Linked DNA regions of Homo sapiens: region 2 is linked to region 1. A link is a contact called in ENCODE Hi-C or POLR2A ChIA-PET data. All regions are on one chromosome and are shown on one strand. Each heading gives the region's core, a stretch centred on a gene start or an enhancer-like site at or near the end of the contact. The rest is flanking DNA. Distances are from core to core; before and after follow the strand shown. Region 1 overlaps TRIM29 (tripartite motif containing 29). Region 2 overlaps LOC105369530 (a long non-coding RNA gene).

Region 1 (4,646 bases), core at 838-3,337:
AAGGTCTCAGGAGACAGGGACATTTTCTAGATGAGCGGATGGAGACTCAGAAAAGGTTGAGGGCCTGACCAAAGTCATAGGATAAATTCGAGTCAGGTTAGAGAGTATGACCCAACTGCATAGACCTCACTTCTGGGCTCTGTGCCTGGCTGAGGTGTTTCTTTCTTCTTCTTCTCCTTCTCCCTCTTCCTCTTCTTCCTCCTCTTCTTCTTCTTTTATTTTTTTTTTTTTTTGCTTTGAAGAAGAGATAATTCCTCCAACCTGAGTCGGACTGGCCCCTGGGGAATGGGTTGTGGGTGAGGAAAGATACTAGAAGGAGAGAATTTTGGGGCCCACTGAAAGGTCCTTCTTGCTGTCTTTGTAGTTTTTATTGTCGTACAGTGGCTTCTTGTTCTAGCTGATCCCCAGCTGGTCTCTTGACTTCCTCCACAGCCTCCTTTATCCTTCTCCCAGCTGGGCCCTGTGTTTTGCGTGTGTGGTTGTGTGTGGACACACATATTCCTGCAGGCGGACACCGTTGGGGAAGTTTGGAGTTTGTGTGTGGATGGCGTGTACGTGTACAGCTAGTCCCTGACTTAGGATGGTTTGATTTACAATGATGTGAAAGTGCTATGCTTTCAGTACAGTATTCCATAAAATCCAACACTTTATTACAAAATAGGCTTTGTAGTAGAAGATTTTGCCAAACTGTCGGCTAATGTAAGTGCTCTGAACAAGTTTAAGGTAAGCTAGGTTAAGCTATGATGCTTGGTAGGCTAGGTGTATTAAAAGCATTTTTGACCTATCACATTTTCAACTTACAATGGGTTTATTGGTAAATAACCCCATCACAAGTTGAGGAGCATCTGTATATGTGTTTATTTTATGTGCACGTGGGTGTTTTTGTGCCTTTGTGGATGTTTGCATGTATTCATATATGTGATACGTAAGTGTGTTTGCATGAGTTCTATGTGACTGTGCCTGTACTTCTATGGGGAGGAGCAGAGGCAAGTGCAGGCTTGTGGATGTAGCATACCTGGGGAAGGTGATTTGGGCAAAGGGCCCAGCTGTGGCCACTGCCCTTTGCCCCACAGATGTGGGGCTCACTCTTCCCTAAGGTACACAGCTTCCTGCTGTGGGTGGCCTTCCTGGGGCAAACCTTCCTGGCCTCCAAAGCAGTGAACTCCACTTTCCTGAAGAGCTTCTGCACACCTCAGATCTGGACAGCAGAGGATTCCTTCCTGCCCAGCCTTCCTGACCAGGAGGAGCTGGTTGATTACTCTTTCCCTTCATCTCTCACCCACACCCCTGGACAGAAAGGGCTGAGGTAGAGAGGGGAACAGACTCACAGATTCCTTCCAGAAGCCTCGTTTGGCCCAGGAAGAAGATGTTTCCAGCTTCCCCCATCTTCTGACCCCAGCGTGGCCTCAGGTTTCATACTGAGAGATATAGATGGGACGGGGCCATGAAACTCATTCTAGGGAGTTTACTTGGGAGGTTAGACAGAACAAGAGGCAATCATCCTCATCACAGCAGCTGAGAAATTGCAGAGCCTCAGACAAGGTTTTAGGAAATGTGACCGAGTTCCAGTCCCAGTTTTTGCCTCTAACTAACTGTAAGGCTGTGAATAAGTCCTTTCCACGCTCAGTCTCATTCTCCCAAGGGGTGAGGCTAGATTGTTGGTTTTCAAATTACCCCACAGAGCCCTGGAATTCTTAGACATGTCTTCGAGGCCTCAGGATGAGGAGGGGGTAAAGAAGTGTCAAGAAGGCGGAGCATTCAGGTTCCCACCTCGACTACAAGCAAAGGACATTCTTATTGATTATCTTCTATGTGGGTTTGGCCTCAAATTTGGTCTCAACCAAGGATATCTCTGCTTAAGCCTGGGCACCCCTGGAAGATGTGGTTCTGGTGGGCAGGAGGGTCTTGGGCAGCCCTATGTGGATGTGCCAGGAGCTCAGAGTTCAGAGTTCGGGTTCTGGCATGGGGGCCGCTGAGGGACTCACAGTTCTTCCTTGAGGGAGGGCTCATGATGTGGGTCAGGAGGCAGGGCTCATACACACAAACAGGACTGGGGAGCGCCCGTCTAGTTACACAGAGCGGCTAGAAGTTAACGTCAAACCGTAGTAGACAGAATGCCGGGCCAACAGAGTATTAGCCACCCCCTCAGTGTCCTCCCTCACCTTGCAGATAGGGACACAGGCACAGAGGAAGGAAGGGGCCTGTCCAAGGTCCTTGTTTGAGGAGGAAGCCCCCTAAGCCCTCTTCCAGTGTTTGAGAGTGCCTCAGGGAAAGGGCCCCAAGGGGATGGGATTGGGATATGTGTGTTTTAGGAGAAAATGCCTGGTCCTCTAAAGTGACTGTGATGGTGGGAGCTTCAGGTAGCCTCCGTGTGTGTGCACACACATGTGCACCTGCAGCATAGGGCTAGGCGGGGAGAAGTGGAGCCAGGAAGCCAGGAGACTGAGCTGGGCACACGGGCTGTCTCGGCCTGGCTCTGCTGGAATGTCACAGGTGGGGGACATTGGCACAGAGCAGGGTTAGTGGGTAGATGGGCCAAAGTGAATGAGCATGCCAGTCCTGGCATCCTTTTGAGGCATCTCCTGCAGACCCAAACATCAGCCCACGCATAGCTGTTTGCAAGTGGCTTTGTTCAGAACCCGTTCCGCAGGCCAGTGGTGAAGGCCCAGGTGATACAGCCTCAGACCTGCCTCGGTTGGTGGTGTGAGGCTACGATGACACCCAGGGCTGTGGGTGCCTGTCTTCTGGGCCTCAGCTCTACCTACAGACTCTGAGCAGAGTCTCTGTTAGAAAAAGATCGCTTGGTGCGGCAACATGACAGCACCTTCCTCTGGTGGTCCCTGGGTCAGCATGTTTCCAGTGCCACCCCAAATGTCACAATAGGCCTCATACATGTCCTCCTGTCTTCCCCTCTGCCACTGAACACTTCCCAGGCTAGGTTAGGTGGGTGAGATTGAAATGTACACATACATCCCTTTCTGTGTCTTATGGCCCTTCCTTCTGCCTATCTCAAGCTTCAGCAGGCCAGGATGTTAAGACCTCCTGGGTGGACGGCTGGCTGCTCTTGGGGGGCCCTGCACTGTCATGGATCTGGCCTGCTCTGGGGTGGCAGCATGACGAGGCGTGTGTGGAGGTCACTCAGCTAGGAGCATTGCTTTGGAGAGGCTTAGCCTCACACCTCCTCCACTCTCTCAACCCCACCATTTGGTTCAGTTCAGTTCTCTCACCACATCTGTGGCTTTGTTTCTCGTCTCATTCCCAATTCTAACACAAAAGCTGAGCCACTGGCTGCTGGGCATGGGCAGCCGCTGGTCCTTGCTTTTCTGAGCAGCGCTGGTCTGCCCAGGAAAGCTCTTTGGGATTCGGGAAGGGGAGCCAGGCTAAAGGCCAGGGTGCCCTGGAGGGGCTGGGCCCACTTTCCCTGGAGACCTTGGTGACTTTGGGGGAGAATGCTTGCCCTGGGACAGGGTGGGTGAGAAAGGAGGTAGGGGGGCCTCTCTGGGTGCTAAGGGGGAAATAACAAAATAAAAGAAGCTTGGAGACAGGAAGCAGGGGAGCAAAGTGACAGGCAGGCAGGAGGCAACCCAGTGTCTGTGGCACACACCTGAGTGCCAGTGCCGGGCCCAGCATGTCCTACTTGTAGATGAAGAAACAAGGTCAAAGTCGTCAAGAGACTTACACAAGTTACAGCACTCAAGAGTGGCAGAGCTGGGATTCCTCTCCGCTATTTTAAGCCTTTTTGTTCCTGTAGGATTGGAAGGGTCTTCTTGAGATCACCGAGTCCAGTGGCTCCCAAACAGCAATCCCCAGACCAGAATCAGCTGGTGAATTGTTGAAACACAGATTCCCAGGCCTTAGCCCAGGAGGTATTTTAAAGGTCTCCCTAGAGAATTCTAATGTGTAGCTGGGTTGGGAATCAGAGATCTAGTCCAATTTCACCACAAGGAAACCAAGGCCCAGGAAGGGGAGGTTCCCACTGTGCCTGCGTCCCCATCTGCAAGGTGAAGGAGGAGACTGAGGGGGGTGCTAACTCTCTGTGGGCCTGGCATTCTGTCTTCTTCCCCACTCTTGGCTGGAGATGGCCAGGGTGATACCTTCCTTGCCCCATCTCACCCCTCCCCTGACCTGAGGCTGTGAGGAGGCAAAAGGAACAGTAAATCTCAGTCAAACAGACTAACTGATCCTGGGCTGTTTTACGTCCGAGTGGAAATGGGGAAATCTATCCAGCATTTCAGATTCTTATCCAGATAATTACCATTTGTCTGAGAGTACAAATTTGGCAATTAACTGGCTCATTTGGCAAATGTCACAGCCGATGGCCCATGTAGTGAATTCAGGCCAGGGGAAGATCATGGCCAGTCCTCTCCTCCCTGGAGCCAGTGCAGGTACACCTATCCGGGTGGGTGCTCAGGTGTGTCTCCACCTGAAGACCACGTCCAGGTTGAGGCACTGCTAGCTGCTGCACCACCCATCTGCTCTCGGGAAAACCTCTGCTCACCCAAGGCTGAAGGATTTCAAGGTTAGGTGGCCCATGCAGGGCCCGTTCCTGGCATCAGAGAGCAAGAGGCAAACAGACAGGTGTGGGAGAAGGGAACAAAGGAGTCATTTAGGGACAGGCCTGGGCAGGGAGGAATGAAGCGGAGAGT
Region 2 (4,420 bases), core at 549-3,048, 58 kb before region 1:
GCTTGAGCCTAGGAGTTTGATAACAGCCTGGGCAACACGGCGAAACCCTGTCTACCAAAAAAACAAACGAACCAAAAAACAAAATTAGCTGGGTGTGGTGGCATGCATCTGTGGTCCCAGCTACTCGAGAGGCTGAGATGGGAGGAGTGCTTGAGCCCAGGAGGTTGAGGCTGCAGTGAGCTGAGATCGCACCACTGCACCCCAGCCTGGTTGGCAGAGTGAGACCCTGCCTCAAAAATAAAAATGAAAAAGCTGAGAGTAAGAGAAATGAAAAGACTTGTCCCAATCCATGCATCTAGGTAAGAGTTTAGACCCAAACAGGAACCTCAGTTTCTCATTCCCTGTTGGCCTCTCTACTGGAGTCAATTTAGCTCACTTCTTGAAACTGATATTAGGTTTGGGGTGGTGGGGAGAGTTGAGAGTTTGTGGTGGGTGCCTGGAAGCTGAGGCCAAAGCATCCTTTGGGATGGAGGTGCTTACTGCCTCAGCTGCCCAGAGTGTTGGCCGGGAAGGTGCACAGCTCTGTCTCTCTGAAATTGCCCTCAGCTGAAGGGAGATGCTCACAGTTATGGCCCTTCTTGAGGGTGCAGATGACGGATGAATGCAGCAGCTGAGACCTCCCAGGGGCAGGAGCAGGGGTGGCGGTGGAGGAGGGGAGCAGGCCAGGAGGGCCACTGCTTCAGCCCTAGCACATGGTTAGCCATGTTGCACCCAGTGACATGTTGTACCCAGTGACGCCTTGCACCCAATGACATGTTGGTGAGGATTACAAAGGCCTGGCCCTCTTGCCTTAATGTGGGATATCTCTGCAGAGCCCCAGAGTCCCCATGGGGTTGGCAAAGGCCTTGGTTGCAACTTCACAGCCAACATCCAACGTCCAATGTTTCCCCCAACCCAAGCCTGTTCTCTCCACTTCCCCTACAGGGGTTCATCCCCACAGCATTCCAATAAATGATGCAAAGCTCTCAGAGTCTCTTTGCTAGGAACCTGACTTAATATGGGAGGAGAAGGGAGCTAACTTCAATGGGATGCTTCTTTTTTTTTTTTTTTTTAAAGAAAGATGGTCTCATCTAATACAACACATCTGTGAACTAAGCATTTTTGCTATGTTACTGTTCAGAAAATGTTAAAGAAGTTGTCAAGACCAAATGGTATCTGGCAAAGCTGGGATTCTAGTGCAGGCCCACTCTGACTTTGAGAGCACAGGTTCTACTCTCTCCCCACTGTATAAAAGGTGGGGAGTCCCTGACCCTGACCTGTGGGGTCTAGGGTGGAAAGGAGCTGGCTGGCCAAGGACTTGCCTGTGGTGTTCGAGTAGGCATGTAAACACCCATGAGAAGAGTGTTCACACCTGGGGTGCAAATGGGGGGAGGCAGGAAGCAGGGAAGGGTGGCCACATGTGGCAACCTTTGCTGGCCAAGGAGGCAGAGGTGCCTCTGGTGGAAGAAGACCTTGGGATCGGCCAGCAGCAGCCGTGAGGCACATCTGAACCCTCTCCCCGCACAGGCCCCATACAGTGGGGACTGCTGGCTCTGAGCCTCCCTGGGGCACACAAAGAAGGTTTACCTTTGCCCAAGCTGGTTGGCAAGACCCAGGTCCCATCCTGTCCCAGTGAAGGGTGAGGACTCTGGACTTCTCTGGCTCTGTGTGCTCCCTCTGGTCCCAACACAGCGGAGGACTGGCCCCTGCCTGCCTCTGGGGCCGCTCTGGTGGTAGTCAAGGTGAGTTCAAGGTCAGCAGCATGCTGCCACAGCCGCAAGCCGGCCTCGTAGCTCCTCCCTCAGGCCCCAGCCCTGGAGCACTCTGGAGCCGATCATGGGAGGAGGATCTTTCCTGAACTTTGTCTCTGGAGGGCCCAAGCCAGTTCTACCGTTGGTGTGTCCATTTGCAGAGGGGCGCCTGGTACCAGTCCTCCCCTGAGGGGCAATGCCCCCGGAACTACAGCTGGGGAAGGGCAGCAGGTCTGGAAACAAGCCAAGAGCACCCCGTCTGGTGCCGGTGGACTTTCTTGCATGAATTGGCAGCTCCGTCAAGCTTTGGCATCAATTCCAAAAGTGGAGCATTGGGGCTTGTCCTGTCACCTGGAGATTCTGAGCACATATTTACAGTTTACAGAAGTAGAAACAAAAGTAACCCTTTTATCTCCTCAGAGGAAGCTGGCCCTTCCACTGAGTACAGGAGCCGGAGACAATGTAACCTTCCCTGAGAAGATACTCTTTGGGGTAGGAGGCAGCTGTCTAGACGTGGCACCACCGAATGCACCCTAGCAAATCAGGAAAATCTCTTTTTCCTTTTTTTTCTTTTTTTCTGAGACAGAGTCTTGCTCTGTCGCCCAGGCTGGAATGCAGTGGCGCGATCTCGGCTAACTGCAAGCTCCACCTCCCGGGTTCACACCATTCTCCTGCCTCAGCCTCCGGAGTAGCTGGGACTATAGGCGCCCGCCACCACGTCCGGCTAATTTTTTTGCATTTTTAGTAGAGACGAGGTTTACACCGTGTTAGCCAGGATGGTCTCGATCTCCTGACCTCGTGATCCTCTCGTCTCGGCCTCCCAAAGTGCTGGGATTACAGGCATGAGCCACCGTGCCCGGCCATCTCTTTTTCCTTAAAATGCTCAACTGGTGTGTGCAGAACTCCCCCTTGCCTCAGCAACTGGGAGGAGTGCCTTGAAATGGCAGCGTGGGTCAGGAGCTGGGGCTCTGGGTCTAAGTGCCAGGTCGGCCATCTGCAGGAAGGAGCAGCAGCAAGATTCTCTACTGAGCTGGGCCCTGCTTTCCTCACCCGGTGGGGAATGTCTTTCAGCTGCGGGAGGTTATTTGTGACTGCCATCTTTTTCTCTTCTCTTCTTTTTTTTCAAAAAAAAAAAAAAAATCTTTGTGAGAAAAACCCCACCGTTCCACTTGTTTTCTCCGAGCCGTTTTGTTAGTTGAGGTGTTTGCATGCTGAGCAACACACACTAATATTTTCCTCCTCGTCAAAACATTAATTATCCCACCCAGGAACCTTTCTCTTGGATGTTTTTTCTTTACCACCCCTTAAGCTGTTGGGCACCAAGCGATTCCTGTATTTCCCATCATCTCAGCAAGCTGACTGTGATGTTTAAGGAGAGAGAGGCCCCCTTGGCTGGGTGCGGACCCTCCTTTGTGCTCTGTGGCACCCAGTAGTCAGGATGCAGTACTCAGGAGAGCTCCTGTCCCCCTGCTTCTCACTCTATGTGCGAACCATCTGTTTACATCTCTTGTCGTCTCCCACGAGGCTGTGAACGTCCTCATGTCTGTATTCCCGACACCCAGGACAGTGCCTGGCACAGAATAGTGGCCCTACAAATGTTTGCTGCACAAGCACATAAATGAATGAAAATGAAGATAGAATAATAAACACGCAGTAGGAGGAGTCAGGGTTCAAATCAGCCCCCCTGGTTGGGCCCCGCCCCCCAGCCTCCATCTCTTGCCTGTTCATAGAGGGAGCAGTTGTAAGCACAAGTTGGGTCCTTTGCTCTCCCTAGCACTTGGGAAGCCCCATCCTCTCTCCCTGCTTGAGGCCATTCTCAGCTGCCAGACAGCCAGTGTGTTCAGGGGGAGCCCAGTTTCCTCCTCCCTGGTCTCCCCTTGGTTGAGAGTAAGATGGGACAGCAGGGAGAATTCAGAACTTTAGAGTCTGGAAATTAGGGAGGCTCCAGGGAACAAATGCAGAGCTCGACAGGACCTTAGCAATCACTGGAGCCAGCTCCTCCCCTCCTCCCGCTTCAAAGACAAGCCTCCCAGAGGGCTGAGATGTCTGGTTCATGGTCACCTACAGGTGAGAAGTGGGGCTGGGATTCAGGCCCTGGGCAGTTATCAAGAAACAAGAGCCTCCTAATTAATTCTGAGTACAGGGCCTTTCTAGTCCCTCCTGCTACCGTGTTCTGTGCCACAGTGAGGAGGGCATGGCCTCATCATCTCCCTGTGTGCAGCGCAAACTCCTTTCATCTCCCTTTCAGCTCATTTGATCCCCACAGTGCTCTTCTGAAGTAGGCAGAGTGATGATTTCTCCATTTTGCAGATGAGGAAATTGTGGTGCAGAAAGCGTAACGGAGCTGCCTAAGGTAGCAGAGCTGTCCTGCGGTAGAGTTAGGGCTGCAGTCCTGCATCCAGAGCCCTGTGCCTGCACCCACCACATGCTCTTTCCAGGTCAGATCTCTCTGCTGCTCTGCCCCTTCCCACTAGGAGCCTGAGCATCTGATTCGACTTGGCTCCAACAGAGATACCAGATGTCCTGTAGTCAAGACCAGAGCCCAGGATCCCTCCTTCCCAGCTATGGCCAGGACTCTGCAGACAGTGGACCTCTCCGTGAAGGCCCAGAGCTTTCAGCCCTAGGCCCAGGGGCTGAAGGGCTGGCGAGTCTTCGTTGTTGAGATTAAAGCCCTTCTCCAACTGGAGAAC

The links. Hi-C counts contacts between places; a loop is a spot of excess contacts on that map. ChIA-PET counts read pairs that join two places held with the same protein, here RNA polymerase II (POLR2A).
Region 2: a loop to region 1 is called in a map of gastrocnemius medialis, with 11 times the contacts of the local background. The contact joins two enhancer-like sites. A Hi-C loop is called at or near these places in 1 of 168 maps with a recorded cell type or tissue (gastrocnemius medialis). POLR2A ChIA-PET finds 5 or more read pairs at or near these places in 2 of 52 experiments (MCF 10A and RWPE1).

Annotation. Positions count from the first base shown.
Region 1 is chr11:120,132,377-120,137,022 of GRCh38, reverse strand. All of the region lies in intron 1 of TRIM29 (tripartite motif containing 29), which reads left to right. The region is part of intron 1 of LOC105369529 (a long non-coding RNA gene); the gene reads right to left. Among named protein-coding and RNA genes, the nearest start is that of TRIM29, 3.4 kb to the left of the region's middle. Within about 2 kb of position 2,087, at least 2 of the 41 ENCODE cell types and tissues checked have a DNase peak (open chromatin) inside an H3K27ac peak, as active enhancers do.
Region 2 is chr11:120,190,594-120,195,013 of GRCh38, reverse strand. It overlaps LOC105369530 (a long non-coding RNA gene), which reads right to left. Exons shown (of 3, transcript XR_948101.2): 3 at 3,743-4,420. Among named protein-coding and RNA genes, the nearest start is that of OAF, 18 kb to the left of the region's middle. Within about 2 kb of position 1,798, at least 3 of the 41 ENCODE cell types and tissues checked have a DNase peak (open chromatin) inside an H3K27ac peak, as active enhancers do.